Regions from separate parts of the Mus musculus genome. Here regions 2, 3 and 4 are each linked to region 1. A link is a loop called in an ENCODE intact Hi-C map of the cell type or tissue named here. Cell type or tissue: left cerebral cortex. All regions are shown on one strand. Region 1 holds the start of Gm9886 (a long non-coding RNA gene). Region 2 holds the start of Gm32491 (a long non-coding RNA gene). Region 3 holds the start of Lgi1 (leucine-rich repeat LGI family, member 1). Region 4 holds the start of Fra10ac1 (FRA10AC1 homolog (human)).

Region 1 (8,000 bases):
CTGATGAGCTCCCTAGACTCAACCTTTGTCTGAATTCTCATCTCATTTCAGAGGTCCTCGTTTCCAGAGTGCCAATTTTCAAAACTCACATGGTATAGGTCATTTGGGGACCTACTTGGAATCCCAGAGCTGGTATAGGACAAATTGAAGTGATCCAAGAGTTAATGATACTGCACCTTAGCCGGGCATGGTGGCGCACGCCTTTAATCCCAGCACTTGGGAGGCAGAGGCAGGTGGATTTCTGAGTTCGAGGTCAGCCTGGTCTACAAAGTGAGTTCCAGGACAGCCAGGGCTATACAGAGAAACCCTGTCTCGAAAACCCAAAAAAAAAAAAAAAAAAAAAAAAAAAGATACTGCACCTTATTGGAACTTCTCTCCGGACACCCGCCTGAGTAAAAGGAACTTTTGAAGAACAACGTGGCCATTAGTACCTTCTACCTTGGCGGAGTGATGGTCTTGGGAAAGGAAAAAGACCCCTGACACCTATATGTATACAGGCACTATCACATACTTCAGTGTATCCAACGGGTTCTCGAAAAAGCCACTTGTTGCTTAAGATGGTCTTCTCTTCTTTCCTTTCCACACTGAGTGAATAATCCCCTCCCCCTTCCCCCATTCTAATCTCTTCAAGGAAGCACCTCTGAGCATGCTCAAAGAAAGCCTCCTCCTGATAATCCATCCTTTGTCCACTTGCATTGTCAGCTCCCTCTAATCTCTGAACAGAGTTTTCCTCCCAGCCGACTGAGCTCTGGACACTGGCGCTGAGAAGGAGGCGTGTCCTGCATTGTGGTGCTCTTTGGTCTGCCCACTGTATTGGTGAGGCGGGTTCATATTGGCAGGAGGTGTGGCCAATCTTCCTCCAGGGGGCTTGCTGGACTCCAACCCCACCATTTGTCCCTGTGGAATTGGAAAATGTTGAATGTTAAGTTTCATTGTCTTGAGCCACTGAAACTTTCCTTGCATGTTTTGTGAGAAGCATGTAAATATATAGATATCCTGTTTCTCATCCTGAATAACTCAAAGGACAGAGGAAGAGAAGTGTGGATTCATGTGACCTGAATGCTGCAGGCCTTTGAAAATATAAGGATGACAATATTTATCTGAACTGGAAAACATGCCCCAGGGGCCAGACACTGTTTCCAGAAGTCTCACTTGAGGAAACCAAGTAGCAGAAATAGAAGGTTCGCAACAAAGGTATTTATGGGAGTTTTACATTTTGTTATAAAGATCTGGATAGAATACATTTTCTAACAGCCGAGAAATAATTAGCAACTGCAAAATAATGATTTCCAAAGAGTGCATAATGACAGAAAGAAAACTGTTCTTAACTACTTTATCTTTTAATTTTGGGAAATTAAACCAGGACACTATACATGCTAGGTGTGGTGGTTTGAATGAAAATGGCTCCCATCTGCTGATATATTTGCAGACTTAGTCCCCTGGTGGTGGATCTGTTCTGGAAGGACAAAGAGGTGTGGCTTTGTTGGAAGAGTTGTGTTATTAGGAATGTGCTTTTAGGTTTAAAAGCCTATGCCATTCCCAATGTGCTCTCCCTACCTTGTGCTTGTAGATCAGATGTGAATTCTCAGCTCCTGCTTCAGCGCCATGCCTGCCTGCCTGCCCCCATGCTCCCCACGACATTCATGGACTTACTCTCTTCAACTATTAAGCTGTTCACTGCCACGTGAGTGCTAGCAATCAAACCCCTGTCCTCTCTAAAAGCATTGGGGCCATCTCTTCAGAGCCTCTAGGAATCGTTTTTATAAACGTTTATATGTTGACAAAAAGCAGAGTGATAGAGAATGAAATTTTAAGATGGTGTGTTGTGGACGGGCCTGGTGCTGTTCTTGTGAGCCAATCTCCTAATGAATAAAGGAGCCAATCACTGGCCAAGTGGGCGGGACTTCCGGGTTGGACGGAGGAAGAGAGGAAGCAGGAGAGAGTGAGGTCCTTTTAGAATGGGGACAGCATATGGGTAAGATGTAGCTGCTAGAGTTTCCCGGTATCATGGCAGATCTGCAAGGATTGACCACTGGAAGAATCAGATTTTAATAAGGCTTACAAGATTAGGTTTTTGTTGTTGCACCTAGAGATTGAGTTACCATTGTTTCTGAACTAACTTTGTGTTGTGTTTTCCTTCACATGAAGGCTTGTCTGGGTTCAAGAGAGAAAGGTATGGTGGCAAAGCATGGGTTTGCCTGAGTGCACCACACAGGCCATGGGGGATTTGCAGCACAGGGCTGGCATGGTAATGGCCCACCAGTGGGAATCTAGCAAGCTGGTGGAGAGATTGTGGAGTTCTAAGTCAGAGCCTCCATGAGATAAAAAGAGGTTGGCCATTGCCCACCACTGGTGCATGGCCAGCTCGGCCACCGAGGCTGAGAGTTGCAGGCACTAGGGTGGAAACACGCCAGTTCTTTTTAGAATATTTCCTGCAACAGATGGGTATCTCTCAGTGATTAGAGAAAAATGTAGGCGTGCTTCGGAATGACTGCTTCTAAATCATAATTCTGATGGCACACAGGTGATAAAGACAGCACTCATGTTATGCAGTTGAACAGATTTTCAGCATCAGGGCTTACTTCTATGATGCAGTTTAGACAGCAGAAAGGCAGAACTAGAGAGAAATGACAGATGGTAGGAACCTATGGACTCGTGACCAGGAGCCAGGATGAGACCCAGGAAGGAAGGAGTTGCTGGGAGACCACAATGGGGGTCTGTTGGCAGGGGCCTAATAGGAACTAGCAGGTTTTGTGTGGCTGATGAGCTGTGCCAGACACTCTCTGGGATCCTGAAATACAGATAGGGAAGCTCAGAACAGGTCTTGCCTTCATGAAACTCTGTAGGGCAGAGTTCAACCACAGTAAGAAGGAATCTAATTAGCGTGTGCCATTAGGTCGAGGGAGACGCACAGGCTAATCTCTTACTCGTCATGTACTTACTAATTATGTTTAATAGTTTTATGCTCTAATCTGTCCAACTCACTACTTAAAAAGAGTTTGGTTTGGCCACTTCAGCTGCAGAGAGAAATTGCATCCTAGTATTTGGAGACACTCGCCACCAGGGAGCAGCCCTGTGCTATGGTCACCAGGATAAGGAATTCTGGGGCACTCTGGCCATCTTCCTACAACCCCAAGGATGCCTCCCAGTCCCCCTCTCTAACTGCAGCTTTTACAGTCCCCCCCCCCCCCCACATCCCGATTCTTCTGCACTCTAAAGGAGTATATAATCCTTTCTAATGTAAAAGAACCCCACGGCTGTCTGAGCAGCCTGCCTGCCTAGGTAACTGCAGTTACTAATTCTTTCAGTACAGGGGAACGCCAGGGCCATAAAAGGGGAGTGGGTGGGTAGGGGAGAGGGGGTGGGTGGCTATGGGGGACTTTTGGTATAGCATTGCAAATGTAAATGAGCGAAATACCTAATAAAAAATGGAAAAAAAAATAAAAACCTGAATTTAGCTCCAGCTATTCATGGTCCCTGCCCCTTAACCCATGACCCGATCACCCCCTTCTCTCTCTTTCTCTTTTGTCCTCGGCCTGTGATGCTCTTTGCCTACTCTTCTCCACACCTCCCACCTTCCTGCTGCTCTGTCACTATGGTTACGGTGGGGACCAGTTTCTGTGCTGCCCCAGTCCATAGCTTCTGAAGTGATTTCCCCCAGTGGATTCCAGCTAAGTTATATCTTTGTTCTAATCCTTTTCCATCCATCCATCAATCAGTCAACAAATCAAAAGGGGGTGGGGAGAGACAGAGACAGACAGTATCACAATGTTCTATCCTGCAGTACCAGACGTTGTCTAGCTGCTTCCTGTCCTTTTTATATCAGAGAAAGCCCTGGACTCCTACTTTTGCTGTAAACCCAAATCTACATACTACTTATTAAGCACTTCTTGGTTTTGTGGTTTAGTGTGAAAACACTAAATTCTGTATTGTTTAAATACTTTCAATCTGGGGACTTAAAAGGGTCTCTTAGAGAACAATGAATTGAAGTAGAAACCCAGGCTGTCACATGGGGGAGACATCAGCACAAACCAAGTCAGTCCAAGCCACAGTGAGCCCTATTAGGGAACAGCCCACAGCTTTTAATGAGGTTGAAAGCCAAGACTAGAGCTTAGAACTGTCCCCAGAAAGATAGAGAGGACACATTTCCACTGATTTTTTTTTTTTTTAGCAGTGAAGATGATTCTGGAAGAACTTGCTACAGTAACATGGGTCAGAAGGGCAGGGATAGGAGCACGTTGACAAGTGTTTGGAATCCTGTCTGTTGGATTCTGGGTTCCTTAGGATCCTGTGGGTAATTTTCCAGGTTTCTCTGGAGTTACAACCTGCTTAAGTTGTGCAAATGCTCACGCAAAGGAAGCAGACTTATGTTAGTCATTTCTATAATCCTGTTGAAACTATGATTCATGGACTGTATTCTCAAAGGAGATATATATGATGAACATGGTCCAGCCATGTGTTTTTAAGTGGCGTAAGGGCTTTAACTCAATGACACACTTCTCAAAATTTACCCCCTGTTCCCTCCCACTCACTCTCCTTCCTTATAAGGTTCTTTTCTGGATTTCTCTGAACACCTAGAGACAGGCCAGACATCTCAAGTGGTGGGGGGTGTTGCATCCTTCACCCCCCTACACTTGAGGCTTGGCCTTACTGCACATTCAACCACGTTCAGTCTCCACACACTTAATCACTGAAAAAAGAGGCAATTTGTGCTGGTCTATGAAGCCAACTCCCTCATCATGTGACCCATCATAGGTCAGAATATTGCCCCTCTTGATTGGATGGGAGACTAAAGGCCTATGGGAAGAGGAAAGCCAAGGGTTTCCATCATCTGTCTTTGTTGAGGGCAAGTGGGCATTGATAATCCCGATGGTGCCTCCATTTTGGTGCACAGGAGAAGCTGTGTGATTGTTTCAGGGTGATTGAATTAATTGTTCATATCTTAATTGAGTCCTTATGAGTTGTTCTGGTTTGACTCTGAAATGTTTCCTCACGGGCTGGTGTTTTGAATGCTTGGTCACCAGATGGTCAGGCTTTAGGAGTCAGGACCTAGCTGATGGAAGGTCACCAGAGGTGGGTCTTTGAAGGTGCTAACCGTCATCTGATGTCTGTCCTTACCTCTGCCACAGGCTTGCATGGCATGAACTGCGACACATTGCCATGTCTTCCCTACTCTGCCTCTGTCTCCTACAACCATCCTTATCATTCAGCAAAGCTAGTCAGTCATCCTTCTAGGTAGCCTGGGACGCTGTTTTTGGACTCACCAGAATAGATCCTCTAATTACTCTCTGGGACAACATTGTCTTTCCAAAACTCCCTTGCCTAAATCTTTTCTCATCTTTGTTTCCTGGAGTGTAGATGTCCACAATTACCATACATAGTCATTGAAGCTACATGAGCATGCCAGTTCTGCTGGCAGCTCTCTGGTGGACATGTAGATCTATTCTTCTTGAGCCATGTCCCTCTCCCCTCCTCCCACCTCCCAAAAGCTATGAGTCATGCTGCTCAACGCTCCTTCTTCAGAACCCTTTAACAGGTACCAGACTCTCCTACAGTGAAGATCCATGGCTTGAAGCCATATTGAAGCTTCTAGGTAGACGTTATCTCTCGTGCCTGGATGAATGATTCTGGCATTTATCATAACAGCTAATGGTTTGTTTCTGGGAAGAACCCGAAAGTACAGTCAGAAAGATGTCTGAGATCATCAACTATGATCTGGTTCTTATTCGATTTGTTGTCAGGCAGTGGTATCTTTTCATCTTGTACCACATATTGCGGTTGTTCCAACTCAAGGGCCTTTTAAGGACAAAGCTGCTTGCTCTGGTGTACTAATAATTGTTACTGCTATGACTCACTTGCCGTAGCATTCGTGACAAAGTAGCTGAGAATGTAGACATCTCCAATATCAGCATTAGGTCACTGTCCCCTTACAAATTCTTATTTTTATGTGTATGTATGTGAGTTTATGTACACCATGTATGTGGGGGGGGTGCTGTGGAGGCCAGAATAAGGCATCAGTTTCACTGCTGGAACTAGAGTTCCATCCTACAGGCAACCACCTGCTGTGGGTGCTGGGATCTGACTCCAGGTGCCCTTAACTGCTGAGCCATCTCTCTACTCCTAGGTTGCCCTTTAAACTTTCTCCCCGGGAGAGAAGAAGATTTAGAAGTTGCTAACTATGAAATGCTGGAAATAAAGGGGACTGAATTTAGATAGTTCAAAGTCCTGGGTTATTTATGATCAATAATACCAAATTTCATTTCATAATATTCAAGGATGTAGGTGTGACTAGGAGTGTACTTCTAGGTAGATGCTGTAAGCCCTTTTAGTTGATAGATCTGTTATAAGGGGTCTGTGTGCTGCTCCCAAGTGTAAGCATAGCAGTGCACATCTGGCTCAGTCATCAATGACTGCCAGGACACTGGCATACTGACCTCAATATAGGTATATGAGGCAGCAAAACCACCATCAAGCCAACAATGGTCTCCACAAGATAGCTGAGCTGGAAGGGGAGGGGACTTATTATTGCCTTTCCTTTATGAGGAAAACTTCCCACTGAAAAAGCTATTCAAGTGTTATATGAAGGTCACATGAGGGCCAGCAAGATGATTCAGTGCATAAAGGTATTTGCTGCCAAGCCTGCTGACCTGAGTTCAATCCTAAGGACCTACATGGTAGAAGGAAAGAATGGACTCTTGATAGGTGTTTTCACACACACACACACACACACACACACACACGTACATGATAAATAAATGTATACAATATATTTTAAAAAGAAAGTCCCTTTAAATATTAAACAAAGTGCTGGGGGTGATGCATGTCTTTAATCCCCGCACTTGGGAGGCAGAGACAGGAGGGTCTCTGGGTTTGAGGGCAGCCTGGACTACAGAGTTCTGTGTACTAGTCCTACATAGAGAAAAGCTGTCTCTACAACCATAAAAAAAAAAAAAGACAAAGCAATTCCAGTAATAGCAGGAGCCCTTCCCCACCCCTCTCCAGTCTCCTGAAACAGAGACTTTCAGCTGTTTTGTGTTTCTAATGATACCTACTTCTGTATTCTAATTGGGGTAGTGTGCAAGGGCTGAAATTCCTTACGTTATCTGTCCTGGATACGCAGTTGTTGACTTATTATTAGAATGGGTGGAGATTTAAATTTCTCAGCGCTATCTCCCAGGGCCCTTCCCATTTCCCTCCCTAGGCCCAGGACCAGTGATAGAGGCCATGACAGCAGGGACAGCAGTCCCCAGAGTACGGGCTGCTTAAGCTTGCATTCAAGCTTTGTGACCTCAGGGAATGAATGTAAGCTCTCCAGCCTAACAGATACGTTGACAATAAGAGCGACATAGGTGAATGAAAAAACAGATTGGGTTAAACTATTGGAGCAGTTACATTAGCTGGGAGTAAGTGTTTCATAATGCTGGCTTCAAGTTAAGTTTTGTAATTGTTAAATTTAAAGAATTACACTTAGGGGCTGGGGCAATGGTTCAATTGGTAATGTGTTTGCTACATAAGCGCAAGAAGAAAACCCAGCTTTGACAGTCCTGCTGTCAAACCTGGGACCCAGTGCTGAAGAGGCAGAGACAGGAGAATCCCCTGTGCTCATTGGTCAGTCAGTGAGAGACTCTGTCTCAAGCAGTAACAGAGAATTGAGGACACATGGCATTGCCCTCTGCTGTCCCCCGCCCCCCACATGCACACACAAGCAGGCATGTACGCAGGTACACTCATGCACACATACATACATGTAAACATATGCTCACACTCACATATGTAAACACAAACACACACATAGATTCTGTATTCAGATCACTGCAAATATATAAATATTAGTCCCTGCTAAACATTAGTCGGTTTTTCTGCTTTCGTGACTTGTTCCCCGGAAGCTAATAATTGCATTGGTACTTATTTAGTTTTCGGTGAATCTGATAACTGATTCTCAAACCCTCCTCAAGCTCAATAGCAACAATACGTTATCAATAACTTCTCACTTCATTTTA
Region 2 (8,000 bases), 69 kb after region 1:
TACCCTATAGTCACAGAAAAGTACAAGCGGGAGAAGCTTGGCTCAGGGCCACCTAGCTAGTGAGATTGGTTCTGGGCTCTAACCTGGGACTTCTGACTGGCATCCACAGCATTAGCTGCCTCCCTGGTGAGCCATAGGGAATGGGATATACTGTGTGTTGCTTTGGAGGCCAACAGTACCAGAACCTCAAGGCATTGCTGTTGAACTACAATTCCCAGCATGCACCTGAACTAGCTATGCTCTTAACTCCTTCTTCACCAAAAGTTCCTCACTGCTTTCTATAAAATCATTTTTCAGTGACAAATTGCAACCTCTCTATGGCATGACTGTGCAATCACATGAATGTAGATGTGGATTGGGTGAGTTTCTGGGTTAAAATAGCTTTTTCGTTTCCAGTGTCCAAAAGAAGACATGGGAGATTTAGCACAGTAAGATTTAGATCAGAGAGGTTGTAATTTAGTCGTTGTTTTGAGACAGGTCCCACTGTTTAGCCCTGGCTGTCCTGGAACTCACTATGTAGAACAAGCTGGCCTGGAACTCACAGAGATCTACTTGTCTCTGTCTCCCAAGTGCTGGGCTTATAGGTGTGCACCAGCATGCCCAACTATAATTTCGTTGTTTTTTTAAAAAAGTCCACCCATGGGAACTTTTGAGGGAACCCCCAAGGGACTCTAAGGCATCATGCAGAAGCCCAAAAATGGAGCCCCAGTTTGATACCTAGGGAGGTGTGAGAGTTGGCCAAGAGGCAGACAGAACAAGGAGAAACAGCCTCTTTCGAAGAAATAGGTGAGGCAGACTAAAGTTATTCCTGGGTTTATGGTTCTTGGCTGATGTGATCTGGAGTGTGGGATCTTGATAGGGCAGTGCTTGGTGTGTGAGAAAGGCATACCCACCTTGGCAAATTAGTTGCTATCTCTGGAAATTAGCTAGAGAACAGCAGTCCCTCCAGCTTAGCCTGGTCCTAGATGCCAAAACGTTGGAGTCCAGGAAAGAAGACATACTTAACTCCTATCTTATATCTATTCTTCAGCAGAAAGCTGATCAAGCCATAAATGAACTAGAAACAATACAGGGGCTTGAAGACTACTCCGGTAAGAGCGATGGTCTCCATCAAAAGGACAAGAAGAAAGCAAAGTGGGAACTGCAGCCTGGGATGTTTTGTTCACTGAGATCCCAAGGCCATCTCGGGCAAGTGAGAAGAAAGGGAGCAAATCTGATGGCTTGAAAATGCAGCTGGGCATGGTGGCATACGCCTGTAATCCCAGCACTTGGGAAGCAGAGGCAGGTGGATTTCTGAGTTCGAGGCCAGCCTGGTCTACAGAGTGAGTTCCAGGACAGCCAGGGCTGCACAGAAAAACCCTGTCTCGAAACAAACAAACAAACAAACAAACAGAAACAACACAAAACAGAAATTAAGGGGGCTGGAGAGATGGCTCAGCGGTTAAGAGCACTGACTGCTCTTCCGAAGGTTCTGAGTTCAAATCCCAGCAACCACATGGTGGCTCGCAACCATCCATAATGAGATCTGATGCCCTCTTCTGGTGTGTCTGAAGACAGCTACAGTGTACTTACATATAATAATAAATAAAATCTAAAAGAAAAAGAAAAAGAAAAGAAAATGCTTCTGGAGGGAGGACACACAACTTGCTTCTCTGCTCCTTTAAGGGCATGGTCACCAACCAGGGAAAGTAGGTAAAAGTGTTTTGTAGAAAAGAAATGTTGGCTTAGAGGTATGAGCTTGAACTTTTATTTACTCTTAAAAAATTAAATCACATTTTGCTTAATTGTGCCACTGGTCTTTATTGCTGACTCTATATAATTTCATGTTTCTCTTCAAGGCTGAGTTGAAAATGAATGGTGGCTCTTGCCTAGGTCTTCAAGGGCAGAGCCACTCCTAGCTCACGCTGGCAGCAGAAATCGAACCACCCTTGCTTTTTCACCTGATTCAATTACTTCCTAGAGAAGGAAAAACAATGCTGTTGATTGATCATGGTGATGATAAGGAGTGTGATGATGATGACAATGGTGGTGGTGATGATTATTAACCTATGTCATTGCTTTATATTGTTCCAAGAACTGTTTTATATGCTTTAGAATAAAATATCCCACTTAGTCATTATAACATTGGTTATTGGCCTCCAGTTTCTAAGTTAGAAAACCTGAGGTTCACCAAGGTTAGGTATAGCTTGCTCAAGATAAGATGTCTAGCTGGCTTTAAAATAAAACATCCAGACCTTAGAGTCTATGAATGTAATAATCTCTTCATCTCCACAGATCTCTGTAAATCACAGTGGTTTCCTGGAATAAAGGTGAGTGAAGGTGACCTCACCCGGTCCACACAGCGAAAGCTGGGTGAGTGTAGACCTTCTATGAGATGGTGAATATAGGGCTCGTCCACTGTTCTAGCTGCAGAGACAGGACTGGGTCTTGGATGTTCTGGCATATGGGAGGATTGTCGACAAGACATAGCAGAAAGGCGAAGGGGTGGGGGTGGGGGTGGGAGCGGGAAGTGACGGATGCAAACATGTGACCTGTGCAACCTTGGGTCCTACTCTTAACGCCTTTGCTCTGGTTTTCCAAGGAAATTCTTGGGCTGAGTCATCTCTAATGATGCTATCCTTATAAAGTGGCCCTGCCAGCAACCCAATTAGGAAGTAATTATTGGAAAGGCAAGGGCAGTGTCGAATAGGTTTTTGTACATTGAAAAATAATGAGCAGAGAGTTGCTTAAGTGTTCTAGAGATCTGAAAACATTAGCTCTAGTTACCTTTTTTTTTCCCTTCAGTGTTTTGTTTTGTTTTGCTTGGTGCTGTGGACCTGAAGCTAGTGAATAGATGAACATTATTTATGGATATTCCTGGATGCTCAAGGAACACTCAGGACAGAATGAGTCATTATTTAGCAATGGGAGTGTTACAGAAGGCCGTGGAAGCAGAGGATATGGAGACACATAAGGACATTCTCCTTGTTTTGGCTCTAGGATTCCCACCCTGTGTGTGAATATTAATTCAGAATACTCATGCCTTTCTAGGAAGTCCTTGGAAATGTGTGTGGGGAGTTCTGTCATCAACCTAACTAGAAAATTTCCTTTGAATGTGCTGGATGGAGAACGCTAAGGGTACAAATCTTGGGTCCTTCATACACAATAAAGAATTATCCCATCCCAAATGTGCTTAGATCTCTGGCCAAGAAGGAACCGAAGAGGGTTGCATGGTTGAAAACATAGCAAACCTTTTGGTACAGTTTTCTGAACGTTGATCAATAATGTATCCATTAACTTGGGGAACCTGCACACTGCCCATACATTATCCAAATCAAATGGACAGTTCTGATAAGAGTGGAGGAATGGCCCTGTGCCCTTAGCCAACACATCCTTTTCTTAGGCTTCACTGTCCCCATCTTTACAGAGCTAATATCCTTGGACTCCCTAAGTTCTCTCTCTAGAAAAAAACAAAACAAAACAAACAAACAAACAAAAAAACTGTGTTAAAAAAAACCAAGGTCTAGAAATGTTTTCACTTTGTGAATGGTCAACACGTGTACTTCCTTTAACAAAAATGTATAAGTTTAAATCAAAACTTAACAGAAGAGACCCTATGCATGTATGGAAATGCCACAGTGAAACCCTTAACATATACAAGTTGTATGCATCAATAATTATAATAACCTATACAAGGTGATCCACACCTGTAATCTGGCCGGGAGGAATTAGGAGGATTATAGGTGTATAGCTAGCATGAGCTACGCAGCCATTCCTAGTTAGTCCAGCTTAGGCTACATGAAAAGTCTGTCCAAAACAACAATGACAACAATTAACAGCAGCAGGAAATAAACAGGACTAAGTGATCTCAGATAACAAAGTAGGATCTTAAGTTAATGTATGAATATTTGAATTTTATCAAATCCACACACTCTGTCCATGAACTACCTACCCCGAGACAGAAGTCGATCCTACAAAGCAAGGTTGCTTATGAATAAAGTCAGGATAATTCTAAACCATGGGCAGAGTAAAAATAATTTAGGTAAACTATATTTTGGGGTGGTGCTATGGAATAGCTGTGGCTCTCAGAGCTGGTGCCACAGAACGAGGCTGGGTCACTGAACTGTGAGACAGAAAGCACATGGACTCTTCTTCCTTCTGTTTGTTGCCCACCCGAGTCAGTCCGCAGACAGTTCCCAGCGGTCAAGAGAGAGCGTTAACTGTTCTTTTAAATGTCCCTTTTATTAAAATGTCATGTTTGTGCTTTGGTTTAAGACGGTGGAGTTAAGTGGAAAACCACACAGCTGAACTGTGAAAACTTCAGAAACTTGGCCTGTGTGTTGCTGGGTTTCAGGCTTTTGTCTTTTGTCTTCCCCTTTGGAAGGCTTCTGTTTCCCTTTGTTTCACTTTATGCTTTCATTCTGGAAGAACTCAGTGTGTTCTATTGCTTCTGTGACTCGAGGCCTCTATCACAACCCCCTAGTTTCGGTAGGAATGGTGACCCAAGAAGCAAAGAATTTGACCCCAGAAAATAGCAAGGGGATGAGAGAACCAGCTATGACCATAGGATTAATGCCCTGTGGGTCTAGGGCAAAAGGGTGGGCTTTAACAGTTTCTGAACCACACTTTCACTGGTCCTCCAAGGGTCCCACTGCTCTGAGCAATGGAGACAGGAAAATGGAGAAAGTCAGATTTCTGGGTCTCCTGCAGGCCTAGTGCTTCTCTTGTGTTATCTTGATTGCTATTTCACCAGCCTTGGACACTAGGCACTAATTAATGTCACTAATTAATGTCATAGTACAGATGAGGAACTAGAACCTTGGGGAACCGCAGTGATAATCCGAAGAACAGATATTTTGTATTCTGCCTTCTGTCTCTTTCCAAATTGTTCGTTGTGTGACTCCTACTTTCTGGGACCCATGAACTAAATCTTGGACAGTTCTTATCTATGTGAGCTCCTCCTGGCTCTGGAGGCTCTTGGGTGACACCTACTGGCTCTCAAGGCTCTGGGGACACCTGAGAGACTTCTTAGGTCTTAAGTCAATGTGAGCTAGTGTGAGGGTTATGACTCGGGTCTCGGCTTTTCCATTTAACAGTTGGGCACTCAGTCAAGTTTTTATGATTTTTGCACCCTCAGTTTCTTCACTGATGGCATGGATATAATACGTGCTTTCTCAGGATTGCTGCGATAAAGAAATGATCTATACCAGACACTCATGGTGAGCAGTGACTCTTCTAGCCTGCCTCCTGTTATCCAGTGTCTCCTCACCCAATATAATAGCCTCCTCCCAAATCTGTCAGAAGGACCTTGGAAGGAGAGGGTAAGAGAAAAAAAATAGGTCTTGGGATCTGGAGAACAAATGTGAATGTCTATAACCCAGATCAAGATCAGCTCCCCCATTGATTCTCAGCTTTTTGGGTAAGATCAAGCGAAGACAGTACCCACTGATCCTCAGGCCTGTGTTCCAGGGACTATTTTTGCAGTACAGGGGTAAGTCTCAGAACAATTGAGAGGTATAGCTCAGGCCTCTTTCCTGAAGTTGAGTCAGATATAAGGATTATCTTAATGAAAGAGCCAAAACTCTTAAGTCCTTTTAAATATCACAAAGAAAGTAGCTCTTTTGTTACTCTTCTTAGTTAACATTAGTGATAGCACAGGCCTTGAGTGAGTGGTTGGCTTGTACATTATCTAAGGTTCACTGATATATCACATTATCTAATTTATACCTACACAACACTGAATCTGTTTAATTTTTTTTAAAACTGTGAACACATTATTCCTCCATCACTTCTTTCAACAACTATACGCCCTCCATATGAAACATAGCATGTCACTAAACATTCATATATAAAGAGACCTGCAGAGTTCCTGCAGAGGCCTTTCAGCCTCACAGGATCCTGATGTAGAGACAAGCAACTAAGTAAGAGGACGCAAAGTACAGGGAAGGGCCAGGCCAGTCTGGGGAGGGGAGGGCAGCATGGCCCCACAAATGTCTGACTAACTTGTTGGACAAGTTTATACTTAAGTCTCTGTGACTGTCTTAGTGTGTCCCAGGGGCCATCCTAGGGGCTGTCCCGTCTCAGGGATATGGAGAGCCGTGCCGTGAGCAATCGCCATTATAAGATGGCGCTGGCTTCCACTGCGCCTAACTAGTAAAGAAACCTTATGCGCAAGTGCAAGAGTGAACTCACGCCTAGTCACTGCCCATCTCGGGGCGTAATGGGGTGATGGGCAAGCAACGAATCAGGAGCTGTCACGCCACATCAGGTGCTGAAACATCATGCTGCGGGCTATATAAGCAGCACCATTTTCTGGGTTTGGGGTCTTCCTCCTGAGAAGTAAGCAATAAAGCCTTTTGCCGCAGAAGATTCCGGTTGTCCTGAGTGTGTTCTTGCTGGCGGGGACAAAAGCTCGGGCAATACAGGGGCTGTAGCTTTCCTGGGCCTATTCGCTGCAGCATCCATCAGCTGATGTAGCAGTGGGCAGCTCCCCTCTTGGACAGTTTGCTTCAGAAAGAGCAGGAACACTCCTCCTCACTTCACAAAGAAGTTGTGAAGGGTTTCAGGACACAAGAGAAGAAGGGGAAGATTGACCAATAAGGACAGCAGACAAGAAAAAGGCACCCTGCTCACTGCCTTTCCCGCTGAGCACTGTGCTGAGAGTCATAGAATGCACCACACCCCATCACTCACGTCTCACACCAGCTCTCCGAGGTCTGCACTGAGCATGTGCACATCTTCTCAGTAAAGGAAGGCCCGGAATCAACCACCCACGAATCTAGCAATGGCAGAAATAAGATTTGAACCCAGGAGATATAATTGGTCATTTCTTTTCTTTTTAATAGCATATATCCATTCACTTGTCTGTGGACGTGTGCACACGTGTCACAGTGTGTGTGAGAGGAGTCAGTTCTTTCTTTCTACCTCCTGGGTCCCAGGAATTGAACTAAGGTCACCAGGTTTGGTGGTGAGAAGTGTTATCAGCTAAGCAATCTTGCCAGGCCTGGTCATTTCTCATTAAGGCAATCCCTCCCCCTCCCTTTTGTTTAAATCTCCCTAAGGAAGAGAGTGACACTATTCCTAGCAAGGGTCTTTGGGTAGAATAAAGACAGATATCCTTTGCAGGGGTTATCAATGGCAAGAAGCACATGAGAAAACAAGCGGAGTGTTTTCTTTCAACTTGCCAGACCCTGCCCTGGCCTTTGTCAAGTCACAAGCCAGTGCCCACACCCCTATGTCTTCCAGGCTGCAGCTCCAGCCTGCTCAGTGGCTCATTTTTGTCCCCTCTCTGCTTCTTGCAATCAATATTCTTAGTTCTCCAGAAAGCCACAATGGACACAAGCATACATATGCTCGCATATGAAATTTTAAATATGTATATATATTTTTATATATGTGGAAAGAAAGAACAAAAGAAGGAAGGAAGAGGAGGGAAGGAAGGAAGGAAGGCCTTCTCTTTTGTCCCTTCCGATTGCTCTTTTTCCTTCAGTGAAGCTGTGAATCAGCCCCATGGTCCTGCTCTGTCCATGCTGTTCAGAGTGAACACTGCCTTCCCACAGGCCCAGACTTGACACAACCAGACGCTATGGACTGAGAACTCTGAAACCAGGAACCAAAGTAAATCTCTCCTCCTTTACGTTGTTTACATCAAGTAATCAAAGGCTCAGGACTAGAGGCCATACCTCAGCGTACAGCCCTGAGGTCAGCACAGATGGAAGTGGATTTGAAAGGTTAAAAGATGCTTGCCTGAGGCTTTGGTTCTGCTTGCCTATGTGTTAACAGGTCTTAGAGAGCTGCTGTGATGATGTTTGTTCTCCAGCTCCTGCATGAGGCAGGCGCCTTTAACTCTCCTCTGAGCCACCTTTGTGGTCTTACACTAATAAACCAAATGAATCCCTGGCACATAGCCATTCGTGTTTGCATAAAGGTCAGACCATTGACCTTTTAAAGAGCACGCACAGGTCTCAATTTCTAGAGGTTAAACACACTTTAAGGGAAGACAAGGCCTCTTGGGTTGGGAT
Region 3 (8,000 bases), 60 kb after region 1:
CTCATCCTAGATTCCTCCTTCTTTCTCTTTCTTTGAATGAAGGCTGGCTTCAAACTCTAGATCCTCCTGTCTCAGACCTCTCAAGCAACACTACAATGACAGGGCTGCACCACCACACCTAACTGGAACCAGCCATTTCATGTTCTAGCCAAACAAAGAAGCCAACTGCCTTCAACAAAGACGCAGCAGAATTGATCCTAAAGTTGTTCTCTTCACAGATACACAGATCTATGCTCTAGAATTTGTTGCCAACACCACACAATGCTAGTGACACCTGGGACTTCCTGTTCCAATGGCAGGTTGGTAGCAGGTAGGGTTTCTTTCTGTCTGCAGAACATTCTGTCTGCAGTCATAGCATGCCAGAGTCACTGATTTTCTTACTTAGTGAAAAATGCTTTCATTTGGCTTTTTCCTGAGCATATGAGGAAGCAGAGAACATGGGGCAGGTTGCATGGGAAACAAAGTCCTTAAAAACGTGGTCTTGGAGCTTATGCACAAACTTTGTGGTTTTGCATAAAATCGGAATGGCCAAATCTACTCTGCTGAGGTCAGCAATATGAGGTAATGAAGGACATACAGGACAGAACTACTGGCTCCATTGTTACTTCTGAAACCTGAACTGCTTTTAGAAATAAGGGCTGGAATGTTCCATAGGAACTCAGAGCATGGGACAGCGGGGCATGGCACACACTCAGTGTGGGCTATTTAAAACCAGGCTCTTGGCTTCCCTCTGTGATTCTAAATACGTGAAATCCCACTGCCCTACAGCAGCCGGGGACTATTTCTATGACATTGCCTGGCACCTGTGCTCAGAGTGGCTGAGTCTACCCAACAGAAAGAAAGTAGAGTACAGGCCAGGTTTCCAGCGTCTAGCCAATGTCCACCTTGTGTCAGATCGAGAGAGCACTGGGGGACTGAGAGGTCTTGAAAGTTAAGGATTCATTGGACTATCCCAGTTGCCTTAGCACATTTTTTTTAAAAAGCGCATTTTAAACAAGCCATTTATATGACCAATAAATAGTGTAAGCAAAACTGATCGTTTTCTCAGGATCAGCACAGTCTGTAGAAGGAGCCCAGATTTATAGACATTGCCCCTTTCTGAATTATAAAACCTGTTTAAACATGTTTTTTTCTTTGACATGTTAACACTTCCTGTAATCAAACGGATAAATAAACCCTTAGGAACTCTGTACTTAATTGCAATCAACCAAAAGCCTTAGGCAGGAAAGGACAGTAAGAAACCTTGTTACATAATGTCAAAACACCTGATCAAGTTTGTAACGGCAATCAAACAGTCAAGCCAGTTGTAGGATTTCTGACAGACCACAGAATATATTAAGTAACTTTTAGCATTTTATCTTGATGTAGAAAAATTAAAGCTACAGCCTTTATAAAAACATGTAAGACTTTGCCAAGGCCAGTACCCCCACATCTTGGGCTTGATCTAAAGCTGCTTGTAGTGATTCACACCTTTGATCTCCGCAGTGGGGAGGAAAAGGGGAGAACATCAGAAGCTGAAGACCAGCAGAGCTCTTGGCAAGGTCAGTCAGCGTGAACTATGTGAGACCCTTTTTTTTAAAAAAATTAATACTTAAATTTTTATTTCTCTCTGATCACAACACTTCAAAAATATGTCTTATCATTTCCATTTTGTAGATAAGGAAGCTGAGGGGAGAAGAGGGAGAGGGAGAGCTGGTCTGAACAAGACCACATGGCAACATTCCAGTGATTAGTGTGATGAGATTAGTGGGGTGAGATTCGAACACAGGACTCTTCAACTTCAAATGCACAGTGTTTGCCCATGCATAAACACAATGGCTAAGCATGGATGGCAAGGAAACAAATATAAATCTAGAAAGCAAATAAATTAAAAGCTTGGATCTTAATCACACAGTTAAGTAAGATATCTCAAATTCAGCATATGGACAGTCGACTGTGTCTGTTTTGGAAGTGTCTGTCTGCTAATCTATGATTGATGCTGGAGCACCAGAGACCCCTTGACTCTCATGTGATACCCATGAAGAACTAGGCTCCAGTTGCCAAACATTATTCATCAGAACAAATTATACATATTTCATTATCCCTGTAAAGAGGTCTGATTTCCTAGTCCAGTGCTATTTTTGAATATTTTTCAGGCATGGACTGAATATGTGGCTCCCTTGTGGCCATCTCAAAACATAGAACAAGGAGTATTTGCTGTATTAATATCATCTTTTCCTTGCTGTGAGGGGACTAGTTATAAATTAGAAAGCAGCCTCTTGAGAATTCGTATTTTAAGAAATTACCTAGAAAGAACCAAGGGTGTTTTTTTTCCTCTCTCTTTTTCTCCCCACATGGTAAATCATACAGAGACATAGTCTGCCCCAGATCCCCAAGAGACAACATCTTGAGTGCATATGTGATGCTGGGCTCTGAATTGACAAACCCAAGAACTCCAGCGCAAAATAACCGAAGTTCCCCAAGTTAAAAATGAAAGTAAGATCATCAAAATTAGTATTCTTGTTGCATCGTCCCAACAACTTCACAAATAGCCATTAAGCTAGACAGCATCACAGGTAATTGAATTTAAAGAATCAACTTTTATGGTGGATGTGAAGTTACAAATAACCCATCTATCTCCCGCTTTACCCATGTTCTCGCCCCTTTCAGAAGCATCATCACATTCAACAGAAACAATATTAAGCTCGTTTTACTAGAAGGCTTATCCGAATACATGCCATATTAAAAATAGTCATTATATAAATGTTTCTCACAAGAGCTGCAGCGATGGTGTGAATAAGAAACTCCCTTCTGAGATTTCAGTAAAACCAGATCTCACAAAGGATCTGAAAGAAAACAAAACACACACACACACAAAACAAACAGACACACACACAAAGAGACACACACAGAGAATAGATCTTATGTTAATCCAATTTACCATAACAGTTGCTATATTCCCCCACTATTTTATAAAGTACGATTCTGTCCCTTCCTAGAGGAAGCGAGAGAGAGAGAGAGAGAGAGAGAGAGAGAGAGAGAGAGAGAGAGAGAGAGAGAGAGAGAAAGAGAAGCCTGCTCCAGGTGCCTCCGGATAATGTCCAGGGTGGGGGCTAACTAAGCATGATCACTAGCAGCTTATCAAAAAATCACAAATTTTAAATGCAGGAAAATGTTAGTGCTGTCAAATGGTCAGGCATGCAAGAGGAATCTGTCTCACGAGCTCCATGCCCCTCTCAGAATACATACAAACCCCCAAATCCACCAGCTGGATTTTTTCTTTTAAATTGTAAATTAGATATCAAAATGCTTACGGGCCTTACAGTGAGATAACATCAGGAGGAACGGTGCGTGGAATGGATCTCGCATTCTCACATAAAGCGTTATCTTTGCTACAAGTACACACGGCAGGGCATTTTGGCTTCGCTGGTTTCTTCCCCTCAGTCAGCAAAACCACAGAAAAGAGGCATAGGAAATAGGCAATTCTTTTCAGGGGAATGCAGGCATTTCCCATCCTTCTGCTGCTTTCTGATTCCATGCAGTCGAGAGAATATCCCCACACATGAACAGGGCTTCTGGAATTCAGCTGCTGATTGTCTTGCTCTAAGAACAGGTCACATAGGAGTCCACCCTTCTCTGCTTCTCTATCTGCTTTTTTTTTTTTTTTTTTTTTTTTCAAAACAGGGACCTCCAGCTGATTCGTGAGCTGTTCCTCGCTCAGGCAGCGCACTGCTGGGGGAAGAGACCTGTGAGGTGCTGCGAGGTGGGAGCGAGCCAACTGCTGGAGGAAGAGAGCCGACTCACTTCACAGAAAACACTGAGCACAGACCAGTCTTCGAAGGCAAGCGAAGTGATGTAACAGAAAATAAACAGCTTTCTGCTTTCACCGGGAGGCCCTTTAATTGTTACCAAAAATAGGACGGCATTATGTCTTATTAGTGGGTGGGTGGGCGGGCGGGCGGTGGGGCATAGCATCTTAGCATAGGATGTGGGCAATCTCGGGAACCTCTGGGAATTTGCTCTTCATGTAGCAAACAGCCTAGTAAGAAAAACTAGCTTGGGGGACAGTCTTGGCTGGGAAGAGGAAGTTAAATGAAGCTGTCTGCTGTTAAATCCGTGCCTTCCCTGGCAGAGCCCACCTGGTTGATGCCACCGTTGAATGAAAAACCCGTGAACACACGGAGACTGTCAATTTCAGGGGAATACAGTGTGACTGAATACTTCTCTGACACTTATCAACTATTACAAATTATTGATTTTCATAATCCCCCACCACCTTGCACAGCCCACTCCTCCCTCCACGACAGGGAGGCGACAGAATGGTAAGCCGCCCCTGTGTATAATCCAGTCTCCTCCCTTCTTGCTCTCCCTTCTTTGGCAGTGTTCCTTCTAAAAGGCTGGAACGTACTCCCTGCCAGCAGGAGGCAGCCAACTCCAGCTTCCTGGGGCTTTGAAACTGGGTCTGGCTCACCCAGCAGGCTGCAATAAAGTGAAGTGCTAGAGTAAGCTAGAGACCCCACTTGGAGATCCCAGGTCATCTGGAAAGAGCGGATTTTTACAGACAAGGGAGCTATCCTGCCTGTAGAGTGGGGACATTAGGGATGATAGAGACGATAGGACAGATGGTCTCCTCATGACTGTGGGAACCAAATAAAAATCACAGGCTCTTATTGGCATATATCATAGGGAAGAAGAAGACACTCTCTTGGAAAGGGAAGTTTGTTTAAGGACAAAATCAAAATAGTGTGACCTTGGCTGTGAGGTTGTCCAGCCCCAGAGAGTGAAAATATCCTTAGGACAGTAGAAAAGAATGTCCTTTGACCAAGCTGATGGCGGCCATCCCTCATGGTGGCATAGCCACTCTGGTAAGTCAAGCACGGTCCTTCCTTTTCTTGCTTTTAAAAATTGAACGTATAAAATGAATTGTTCGAGTACCCGTGCCTTTATGAGACAAAGCCACCCTTATCAGAGGTCTTTGCCTTGCCATTCTCCCCCCCCCCCCCCCGCCCCTTGTAGCTGACCCTAGGCCAACTTCAGTGAACTCCTTTTGTTTGTTGGCTTAAAAAAAAAAAAAAAAAAAGAGCCTTGCTGTCTGTCTATGTAGCCTGTGATGATCTTAGGTTTTGTTCTTTCTGCCTCAGCCTCCAAAGTTGTGGGATTACAGGTAGGTGTTACAACTGACTCCGGGCTCAATGGCTCCTTTAACTCTATTGGCTTTGTGAGAGGAGGGCAGTGTTAGTCATGTTCACACTCTTATTGGATTGCTGGGATGAGGATGATGATGGTGGTGGTGATAATGTTGATTCGAGAGGATTAAAAGCTTCATGGAAGTGGAAACTGCTGCAAACCAGGGCCAGCATTCACTGTGTACAAGGTGGGGGTATCCAACGTGCCTGTAGGAGCTCGTTGGACAATGCATGGTCTATTCACATGCAGTAATCATATATTCACCTAATATACTTCAAATTGCCCCACAGTGTTATAATAAAGGGACTTGCCTTGGTCGGAGAGGTCAGGGCACACTTCTATGAAGAAACAGTGAAGGAGCGAGGAGGGAACAGCTTGTGCAAAGCCTGGGGTGCTCTGCCGAGCCATAGGATGCTGCTGCTGCTGCTTTAAGCAGAAATTCTTTCCTGGTGCATGTTTCAAAAAGACAGGTCTTAGAGAAGCCCTGCCTGTAAAATGGACTGTGTTACCACTGTGGATGAAAGAGACTGTTCTCGGAAACCCAGACCCGTGGGCAAGCCTCAGCTCACCAGTAATGTATCACTTCAAAGGTGGCCACAAGTTGAATCTTTTAAAAATTGAATCCTTCTGCAAGTGCAGGATGGGATCTCTCTGCATATAAGGAGATTACACGGTGAGGATTTTATACCGTCATTTTATTCAAATTGCCGCTCTCTTAATTCCCTGATTTTTAATAACTTTTGTTAACCACGACACAGTGGCCTTGAACGTCTTCATGGACCTTAGATCTTGGATCCAACCCCTGCATATTATATTTTGATGGGGAAACTGAGGCACTGAGCCCCCACACAGACACCTGTTGACAGAGCCATTACCCTGTATGACACAAAACAATGGTAAATAGGTGATTCAAACAACCAACGGGGTCAAACAGGATATTCCCTCCCTAGGATAGCCTCTCAGATACAACCAGATATCAAGATTGACAAGCCCTTGGCTTTGGGCTCCCTGACAGCCAAGCAGCCTCCCTCTCTCCCTCCCTCTCTCCCTCCCTCCCTCCCTCCCTCCCTCCCTCCCTCCCTCCCTCCCTCCCTTCCTTCCTCCTTCCCTCTTCCCTCCCTCTCTCTTTCTTTCTTTTTGTCTTTCTTTTTTGGTGTGGAAAAGCCAGGAAGAGAATGCATGACAGTAAGAAACTAAATCCCTACCATCCGCTTGCAGCTCAGCTCAGCTCAGTTTGTCTGTCAGTTCAAACGGAGAAAGGACCACTTGGGGGGGGGTGGGGAAGGACACTAAGGACAAACTACAATGGGCATTTTGAAAAGACAGTAACTTTTTCTTTTTCTATGGCATTTAAAGCCCAGACTTGAATTCCTTACTCAATTAAAACGCCCACCAAGATCAGGCACAGTTTAAACCATGCGGTGAAGGATGCTGACAGCCTTTCTGGGAAGAAGCTCTAGAAATGGAACTGAGGAGGGGCTTGGGAAGTCTTGAGAGGGTTGAGGTCAGACAAGAGGACATCCTGCTGGCCAAGCTTCCCACCCTGCTCTCCTGGGAAGCCCCCGAGGAGTGTAGAACAGATATATAGAAGTTTCCACAACTCGGAGGTCCCTAAATAAAGTTGGCCACCTACCTGTGGACTCTGGTGACCTTTGGGAGAAGGGCCTAGAGCAGATGAAAGCAGAGTTGGCAGGAGACCCAGGGGAGCTGGAAGGCCCCGTTGAAACAGGCTCCGCGCCTAGTCTGAGCTGCAGAGGAACAATGGAGAAGAATCCAAAGCTGGCTCTGTACCTTGCCAGCAGTGTGACCATGGACCTATTTAACTTCTTAAGTCACAGTTTTATTTCTTCCCTTGTTGAGGGGATATTGCACACAGAGTTGCTGAGAATACTAAAGAAGATCACATATCTAAAGGCTTGGTGTGAATCTGATACTTAAGAAAGATTCATCATCATCATCATCATTGAAACAAGACAACTTCAGATTGTGTGGCTCCCAATACCTGGAAAGCAATGTTTTCACATAAATACGAGGTCAGTTGATGTCTATGGTCACTCTAGGAAGCTGCCACTTGTCTTACGATGTCAAGTGCTGATGGTATTATGAGTTTAATCACATGAAGGAACCAAAAGGAACCAAATGAATAAAAGAAACAAAACAACCCTACCAGTCTGGTGAGAACTTCCACACCTAGGGTTGACCTAGACATGGTCCGGAGTTTGAAAAAGAGAAGGTTTCTGAGAGAGAGAGAGGGGGGGGGGAGAGAGAGAGGGGGGGAGAGAGAGAGAGGGAGAGAGAGAGAGGGGGAGAGAGAGAGAGAGAGAGAGAGAGAGAGAATGGGTTCTTCTTAACCCACTGCTCGAGTATATGTGAGCTGAAGATGTTTTGAGATCCCTGTACCAAGATGGGGGTCTCCTCTAATTAGAGACTCCACGGTGGTGTATGTGGATACTATGAACACAGAGGAGGTGCCAGGCTGATGCAGAGATGTGAAGCAAATTACATCTTTATCCAGGGCCAAGGCTCAGAGTCACCAGAGTCACTGATGCTTTGCTTCAACAGCAGCTCAACCTTGGTGGCCCCAGCTGGGCAGCCATTGGAGGAACTGGCTATGCTCAGAGCTGCTGAAGTGGGTCCCAGGAGTGTGCTGGCGATCTAGAAGGGTGGATGAAAGCAGAGGAGAGAGGAACAGCCTGTGCTGTGGGTACGAGCCCAATTTTCCCTTCAGCCTGGCGTGGCCTAGGAAACCCCACATTAACTGTGGTAAACAAATCATTAGGAACCCATCAGGCCTGGCCCCACCTCCTTCTGCAGATGCCCGGGCAAGCAAGCCA
Region 4 (8,000 bases), 99 kb after region 1:
TGTTTTTGTTTTAAGTAATCCTCTTGTCTTCCACAGGGATGCTTACAATCCTTCAATCTTTCCAGCTTTAGAAACATCTTTCATTTTTCTCCATTCCCTCATCCTTTATACTTAATTAGCCACAACTTCTACCATGTATTCCTTCAGCTATTAAACCATTTCTCTCATTTCCCACTGCCTGCCATCTGTTCTGATGAACTCCCTACTGTCCCTCCTGCCTCCAGCCAGTCTATTAAAGGGATAATATACTACCAAAGCACTGCGCACAATGTCTCCTTTTCAAAGCTGAACCCTTTAAATGCAACATCTGAGCGGATTCTCACACTCTTGTCCATCCATATTGACACCTCTATTTTATAACTCTCCTTTATCACTAACCAAATGCCAAAATTTAGTATTCAAGAACATTCCAAATCGGCCTCAAGTTCTCTCTGTGGCCTTACCTTCACTACTCCTTTAAATTCTACTCTCAGTGAAGTCACCCCCTCATGTTCCTCTAAACAAGTCATAGCTATTTCTACCTCAAGTCTTTTCCTGAAAGTACACTGTCTTGATTATTATCCCCCTTCCCACATCCTTTAACATTTAATATCTACATTTAAATTATAGCTCAAGTCTGATTCCTTCTAAAGCCGTTACCACATTTTACTAAACTCTTTCTCAAGTTATTTGGTTACTTTTCTCCTTAAAAAAAATAGCTCCCAATTTGCCCAAATATCACAACTGCCATCGGCCTATTGAAAGGCAGTAGAAATATTAAACAGAAACCCTGAACTCAGAGTCAAATGTATTTGGGACCATTTACATGCTCATGACTTTGGGAAAGTTAATTTCTCTAAATCTTCTTTCTTGTCTGTAAAATATGAATGATAGTACTTTGTCTTGTTTAACAATATTTACATATGTGTACTTTTGTGGGTATGAACCTGTGGGCATGTCAGCATGTATGCAGCAGTCAGAGGACACCCCAGATGTTGGTCCTTAGGAGCCTTCCACCTTTAGTTTGAGACAGTGCAACTCTTGGCTCTTACAGGTAGTTAGTCTAATTGCTCCACTAACTTTCAGGAATCCATATATATGTATATGGATGTGTATATGTATATGTATGTGTGTGTGTGTATATATATACACACATACACACACACACACACACACACACACACACACACACACACACACATATATAGTTTCTCAAGAGAACCCTGACTAATACAGATGAAAACATGAGGTAGGTGGGTTATAGCCAAGTTGGGGAATCTGTTATAGGCCTTAGATGCCATCTGATAACATTTTTCACCAAGGGTTGGGAAAGGTAGATCTTTGTCCTTTCCAAAAGGACTTATCTAATCTTTGCAAGAATCTTAGATCACACACAGTCGGGTAATAAATGGTTATTTAAAGGGTTAAAGATAGCCCAAGATGTTTGACATTGGATCTGCAACATTTTGACTTACCATAAATTGAAATTGTAATCAGTCAATTGACCTTGTAGAATGATTAACATGGGCAGTTGTTTTTTGGTTTTCTGGGATCTCAATTTACAGCATAGACCAAACCACCCCAAGAGTTTGTTGCTTGAAGCAGCATTTAATTTGCATAAATCTGCAGTGTGGGTCGGACTCAGTGAAGATGGCTTGGGTCTGTCTGTACTACTATTTACCATCAAGAAGACAGAAAGGGTCAGGCAGAAGCTGCATCATCTGTCACATGCAGCTTCGAAGCCTCTCAGCATTATTTCTGTAGAGCCTTGACAGCTGGGGCAGAGATGCAGATATCAGGTTACCATGGAGAAATATTAATGTTGTATCAACCTTAATGAAAAAATATTCATGTGATCATTTTGGGAAAATAAAGTGTGTTCAGACCTAAAGGATAACAGAACATGTATTGAAAGCATGGCTTGATATTTTATGGCCATCGCCATCCATCTCTGGCCCTTATCTAATGCCACCATAGCATTTTGTTGCTTTGAGCATCAATATATTATTGCATTTTTTTGTAATTATCGATAACATATCTTAAAGCCTGGAACCCATAGGTTTCCATATGCCATATACTTATGGTATATGATAGAATACATTGATTTTACTATTTTATATGCTCTGTCTTTTAAACTGATTTGTCTCTGAGATAAAGAAGTGATTTTTACATGTTTGTAATTCCAATGACTGATCCACCCAAAGCATGTTCTTAATGGGTGTTTGTGTCTTTTAATATTGAATTGTAATCGCTTACTTGAGAGTTTTTCATCAGGTAAGTTTTCTGTCCTGTGTTGATTCAAATTCAGATTATGTTATCTATCTATAGCATATACTTTGTATTTAATGTCTCCAGTAGCTGCTGACCTCAAAGCAAAAAATGGAAACCTTTGAATGAATGGAAAATAGAAACACACATCAATGCAGCAGCTACTCCCCGTAGAATCATGAACTGAGAGGTAGGAGCTGAATTGTATAAAAGGAAAGTGCTGCCGAGCTCCAAACCCTCATGGACCTGTGGGGTCAAGGTCTGTGCATATCTCTCTTATGCGTAAAGCAAAGCATGTGTTGAAGAGATGGTGTGTTACGATTCTATTGCTGTGAGGAGACACCACGAGCAAAGCAACTTATAAAAGACAACATTTAATTGGAGGCCTGCTTACAGTTTTGGAGGGTGAGTTCATGGCCATCATGGTTAGCAAGCTTGGTAGCAGGCAGGCATGATGCTGGACCAGTAGCTGGGAGCACACATCCTGATCCACAAGTTATAGGATAGGGGTACGGATACATATATATAACTGGATACACACACACACACACACACACACACACACACACACACGTCATATCTATCTGTCTGTCTGTCTGTCTATCCATCCATCCATTCACTGGGCCTCTGGGCTTTGAGTTTCAATAAATGAGGAGCAAGCAGTCAAGCATCTGAATCTATGGGGCCCATTCTCCTTCAAACCCCCATAGCTGGCAAAGCTGTGGAGAGGCTTGCTGCTCTTTCCCAGGGCCAGGGTTCGGCTCCCAGTACCCACACCACTCTGTCACGCTTGTTCCAGGGCTTACCACACCGTCTTCTGTCCTCCATGTGTAATGTGACATGGAGAAGCAGGCACACACATATGACACAGAAGCAACATCTTTAAAAAATTTAAATGCAGGGCCTACAACAGCAGCACAGGGTTGTTGGAAAACTAAAAAGAAGTTAATAGATAAAAGATGTTTTTTAAAAAGGAACAAAAATGCTAATGCATGTCAAATATTGGTATACAAGAGTTTCATTTAGGCTACAGGAGTTCTTATTAGTGATAAAAGGACAAAGTATTTGGTTTTTAGATATCTATAAAAATTGACTGCTTGACAAATTAACTCAATACTTTAATAATATTAAATTATGAGGTTTCCTATTTACATTTTTAAAGGAAACATTTTTATTGTAGTATAATTCAAATGCACCTTGAAATGCATAAATTTATAATTTTGTAATTAACAAGATTGCAATCGCTGCTCTATGTAAATCAGGGTGTATCTATGATTTGCTGCCAGGAATAAAAAAAGTCTTGAACTGATTGACAGGGATATTGTTATCTACTGGTTAGGATAAAAGATTTAAAATGAACGTGTATTAAGATTCAGAGTTCTTCCTTAACATGGACCCGCTGTAAAAGTGAGAAGCATGCCAGTTCTGTTCAGCAAATGTTTTAGTAGCTCCTGTGATTTCAAAGGCACAGTGTTGGCTGCGGAGTGCGAGATGAATAACTGCTGGTATTGAAGAGAAGCAAGATCTGTACCCAGTGGAAAGAGGAATGGGACGTCACGGTGTAGGGCAAACACAATGCAGGAACAACCCAGTGGAGCTTAAAATAATTTAATTCTGGCTGCCTGAGGTGTTTTTTTTTTTTTTTTTTTTCCTTAAATTTTATATTGGATGCCCTTTCTGCGTGTGCTAGGTTGCTTATTGGCGTAGAATCTGCGACCCTGTGAAATCTTTTTCATTCCCCATTTCTTCTTTTCCTTGCCAACTCGATCTCTTCAGCCGCCAGCACTGCCTTTGGAACAGTATCTATTGTGTGGGTGGCGGAACGCGGGGAAGCTATTTCTGTTCTAATTATGAGCACTGTTTTCGTAGGGGAAAAAGAGGGGGTGATAAGGCAGATCTGAGGCTGAGCTGCTGGCTGGGCGAGGATGCTCGGTGGAGGCGTTACTAAGGTTACTAGAGAGAGGACCGCAGGTGACAGGCGGGGTTTTTCTCTATAGCAATATACATTTTCCAATGAAGGACGTGGGCTGGGCAGTGCCACATTGTACTACATATTGGATTCCCTAGAGGAAAAAGGAGATGGCCCAAAGGAAAAATGAGGGACCAAAGCAGGGAGCCTCTGCTTCCTCTTCCGGGCCTTTTCTTCCGCCGTCTTTGTTTACCCCCGAGCCATTCTGGCTGCAGCACAGAGTCGGCGCGCCGGAGAACGGTGTCTTATCGATGTGACACGCCTCTGAGCCGGGCCGGAAGCGGTTCCCAGCCGGTACCCGTAGGGCCAGGCGTGCAGCGTGCGGTGACAGTGGCGCGGGCGGCGGCGCTGCGTGGCTCTGGAGGACCGGCGCGGACCTGCAGCGGCTCGCTGAGGCCGTGGCTCGTCGCTGCAGCTGTCAGGACTCTTGGGGGCGAACTTGCCAGACAGAGAAGAGCGGAAGGGAAGGGGTGTGTAAGGAGGGCCGTGGGCGTGTTTGATCTCAGAGAGGACTTTGAAACTGGTTCTTAGTAGTTGAGTCTCATTTTTATTTTGACAGATTCGGGAGGCAGCAGATGCCCTATTCTCGAGATTTTCTTAATTCCAGTCAGTTGATAGCATGATTTGAGTGAGAGCTTTTTAGTGAAGCTACTGGGTTAAGATAGCTCAAGGGATGGATGAAGCTGCCCGAGATAAAAAGAAATGTGGCGTCGGAGCAGAGAAGAGGTGTCTGGAATGAGGGGTCAAGATGATCTACTAGTTCCAGGTTCTACTAGTTTCAGGTCTTCCTGTACTAGGTACCGTCCCCAAACTATGTAAGCTTGAGGTTTGGGCTTCTTTACATAACCTCTATGTTAACCTTTACATAAGTGGGGAAGTAGGAGACGCGTCTGTGCCAGCCAGACCTTAGATTCTGCAACTGCTCCAGGCTCCACACTGCGGTTTTCCACCATCAATATATGAAGCACGTGAGGATGGATTAGAGGGTAGTAGAATTTGAACAGCCTTGATGAGATCTGCTAAAAGGTGTGACGTCTAGGTGTATAAGGCAATGATAGCTGTCGGTCAGGAAGAACTGTGGCTTGCAAACCTATGTCTCCAAAGCTTGGCTGTTGCCTTCTCTTTAGCATTTGGTGGGATAAGGAAGAGAGGTATATACTCACACGCCCAAGTTTGAAAATGGAGTTGCAGAGACTCACAGAATTTAATGATTTGACATAGCTACCTTATTTAACAGAATGACAAACAGAAGGTAGTCAAGAACGCAGACACTGGCTATCCTAGCTGTACTTGCCAACACAGATGCTAAAGTTAATGTCTCTTTACCTGGACTGGGTCCTTTCAGCAATAAAGATTGCAACCCACCTTTACCCCTATTAATGTGTGTTACGAATTCTGTACACTTACTGACACAAATACCAAAGCTGAAAAATATTATCACTTGACCTGGACTGGCTCCTTTCAGCTGCAGGAGTTGACTATTGATGATATACAGTAGTAAAATCATCTGTACCCTTGCTCATGTGTGTTCCAAACTCTGTGTAATGCTGGAGTCAGATGCCTTTTCAGGCACAACTGACAGCTGAAGCTTTTCAGCAATTCCAAGACTATCCATCGGAAAATAATAAGACTGACTAAGCCTAGGGGTAAGGAAACTTAGCTTAAGGAGACCTCAGCTAAAACTCATGCTTAAAAATTAAGGAAAAAAAATTTAATCAGTTGATAATGTACTGTTTACAAACACTAATTCTGGCAAGTTGTGCCTAATATTCCCAAGAGATTGTTGAAACTGGGGCCTTAAGAATCAAGTAGATTAGTTTAACTACATTTTCATTCCTAAAATGCAAGTACTTATTTTTAACTTGAAAAATCATAAGCTTTATAAAAGTGCTTATCACTGTGTCTATGACAAAGTAATAATATAGTCACCCAGTGCTTAATAAGAGAGACACTTAAATACATTTCTGCAGCTCCTTCATTGTTCAAACAGCAGAGAGTATGCTTCTACAATGGTACAGCCATCAAACACCTCTACTACAGACAGCCCCCAAACTAGTATCTTTCTAGACTATGAACGTATATAGCATGTTGTTGCAATTATTACTGTAGATAAGTGTAATGGTATTTGCACAGTTAGGCATAGCTACAATGTAGAAGGTATAGTTGAAGTACTAAGCAATAATTTGTATTTTCCTCCAGTGGTCTGTCTGTGGCTGAAACATCTCTAGGGGGTGTGGGGTGTGTGGCACAAATAAAAGTGATGCACTGTTGTCCCTTGCATGGAGTCGCTTTGCAATATCCAGGCTTAGGTTTCACTGGAAGGCCAGTGACTAATGTCCTTATTCTTCTTATTTCAAAGGGATTAAAGTGTTAGGTGGCTGCGTAGACCAGAGACCATGATCTGCCCAGCATGACTTGTAAAGCTTGTGGCTGTTTAAGATCACTTAACTCTCAGTCTTGTGTTTCCTGAGTATTTGGCAGCTCGGGTCCGCACGGCTGACCTCGCACTCCTTTGCAGATGCATGGGCATGGAGGCTATGACTCTGATTTTAGTGACGATGAGCAAGGCGGAGGCTCCAGCAAAAAGAGGAAGAAGTAAGTCTGTTGATCCATAGTTCACACTGTTTCTAGACGGACATGAAGTATAACTAAATCCTGGAAAGGGTTTGGATTGACTTTGCATATGGAAACAACTGCTGTAGCAAGTGAGGGTTTATTCATTGCACTGTAATAAATGGATTTCAGTTTGGAGGTAGTTGTGGGGAAAATGAAGTTTTGTTGTGAAGGAGTTTATTGAAAGGGATAGAGGGAAAAGGAAAGATTTCTCTATTGCATGTTTTTTTTTTTTGTTTTGTTTTGTTTTTTGTTGTTTGCTTTTTCATTTGTTAAGACTGTGTGTCTGCAAATGTCACAGCTTAAAGGAGGCTTGGTTGCTGTTTGTCTTCCCAGTGAGGTGCTCGTGGAGGATGAATTGTAATTCAGAACAGTTGTAATGTTGACTTGAATGAGCAGGTCAGAGTTGGCAAGACCAAGATCCTCTAGCATACAAAGCCTGGGCTTCACAAAGAGGACACATTTTTGTTGTTGTTGTCATTTTTGTTTCCTGAGACAGTTTTATTATTTAGTTCAGGCTATCCTGGAATTCCCTATATAGCCCAGGCTGTCCTAAGACACAGTCTTCTTGGTTTAGCTTTGAAAGTGCTGGGGTTCCAGGTATGAACTGCATGTCCAGCTGGAGGCTACATCTTCACAAAATTGCTGTGTTTAGGGCCATTGTCCTTAGCTTTCAGTGCTTTGAAATGTCATGGTATGTAGTAACAGGAGGGCTTGATTCGTAGTAGCAGGACTTAGAGAAGTTGGTTTATTATCCCATAGTGAGACTGATGTGTTATCACTAACTAGGAATGAACATTTTATAAAATCGGCAGTCTTTATCAATAACAGAAGAATAGTAATAATTATAGCAATGTATGTTTTTTAGATTTCTTTCTTTCTTTCTTTCTTTTTTTCTTCCTTCCTTCCTTCCTTCCTTCCTTCCTTCCTTCCTTCCTTTCTTTCTTTCTTTTAAAAGATTTACTTATGTTGTTTATATGAGTACACTGTAACTGTCTTCAGACACACCAGAAGAGGGCATTGGATCCTATTACAGATTGTTGTGAGCCACTATGTAGTTGCTGGAAATTGGACTCAGAACCTCTGGAAGAGCAATCAGTGCCCTTAACCACTGAGCCATCTCTCCAGCCCTGTGTTGTTTTTTTTTTTTTAGATTTTCATTAAGAAACAT

What was found. A loop is a pair of places that touch in the nucleus more often than their neighbours do. Peaks named below come from ENCODE experiments on the same cell type or tissue, not always from the same donor. Only the 100,000 strongest peaks of a DNase experiment are listed, where the experiment ranks them.
Region 2: a loop joins it to region 1, with 5 times the contacts of the local background. A loop is called at or near these places in 14 of 42 quality-filtered maps.
Region 3: it touches region 1 in a loop (4-fold over the local background); 14 of 42 quality-filtered maps call a loop at or near these places.
Region 4: a loop joins it to region 1, with 7 times the contacts of the local background. A loop is called at or near these places in 6 of 42 quality-filtered maps.

What each region holds. Positions count from the first base shown.
Region 1 is chr19:38,319,944-38,327,943 of GRCm38, reverse strand. Gm9886 (a long non-coding RNA gene) reads left to right here and starts at 653. Exons shown (of 5, transcript XR_003952846.1): 1 at 653-1,194; 2 at 1,571-1,684. In left cerebral cortex, a CTCF peak has its summit at 3,038 (motif pointing right); DNase peaks (open chromatin) are centred at 2,547, 3,061, 3,608 and 4,419.
Region 2 is chr19:38,250,952-38,258,951 of GRCm38, reverse strand. Gm32574 (a long non-coding RNA gene) reads left to right here. Exons shown (of 2, transcript XR_386685.3): 2 at 1,034-1,784. It overlaps Gm32491 (a long non-coding RNA gene), which reads right to left and starts at 200. Exons shown (of 3, transcript XR_386684.3): 1 at 84-200. In left cerebral cortex, a CTCF peak has its summit at 4,968 (motif pointing left); DNase peaks (open chromatin) are centred at 97 and 4,958; H3K4me3 peaks cover 358 bases; H3K27ac peaks cover 419 bases.
Region 3 is chr19:38,260,400-38,268,399 of GRCm38, reverse strand. It overlaps Lgi1 (leucine-rich repeat LGI family, member 1), which reads right to left and starts at 3,713. Exons shown (of 8, transcript NM_020278.3): 1 at 3,303-3,713; 2 at 2,754-2,825. The coding sequence starts at 3,517. It overlaps Gm32574 (a long non-coding RNA gene), which reads left to right and starts at 7,646. Exons shown (of 2, transcript XR_386685.3): 1 at 7,646-8,000. It overlaps Gm32491 (a long non-coding RNA gene), which reads right to left. Exons shown (of 3, transcript XR_386684.3): 2 at 6,800-6,914; 3 at 5,738-5,817. It overlaps Gm32771 (a long non-coding RNA gene), which reads left to right. Exons shown (of 6, transcript XR_003952844.1): 4 at 219-299; 5 at 1,486-1,541; 6 at 3,664-3,866. In left cerebral cortex, a CTCF peak has its summit at 4,399 (motif pointing right); DNase peaks (open chromatin) are centred at 4,074, 4,394, 6,859, 7,844 and 9 more places; H3K4me3 peaks cover 4,563 bases; H3K27ac peaks cover 5,145 bases.
Region 4 is chr19:38,220,648-38,228,647 of GRCm38, reverse strand. It overlaps Fra10ac1 (FRA10AC1 homolog (human)), which reads left to right and starts at 4,496. Exons shown (of 14, transcript NM_001081075.2): 1 at 4,496-4,686; 2 at 6,735-6,811. The coding sequence starts at 6,735. In left cerebral cortex, a CTCF peak has its summit at 4,605; DNase peaks (open chromatin) are centred at 3,751, 4,169, 4,520 and 5,106; H3K4me3 peaks cover 2,084 bases; H3K27ac peaks cover 2,216 bases.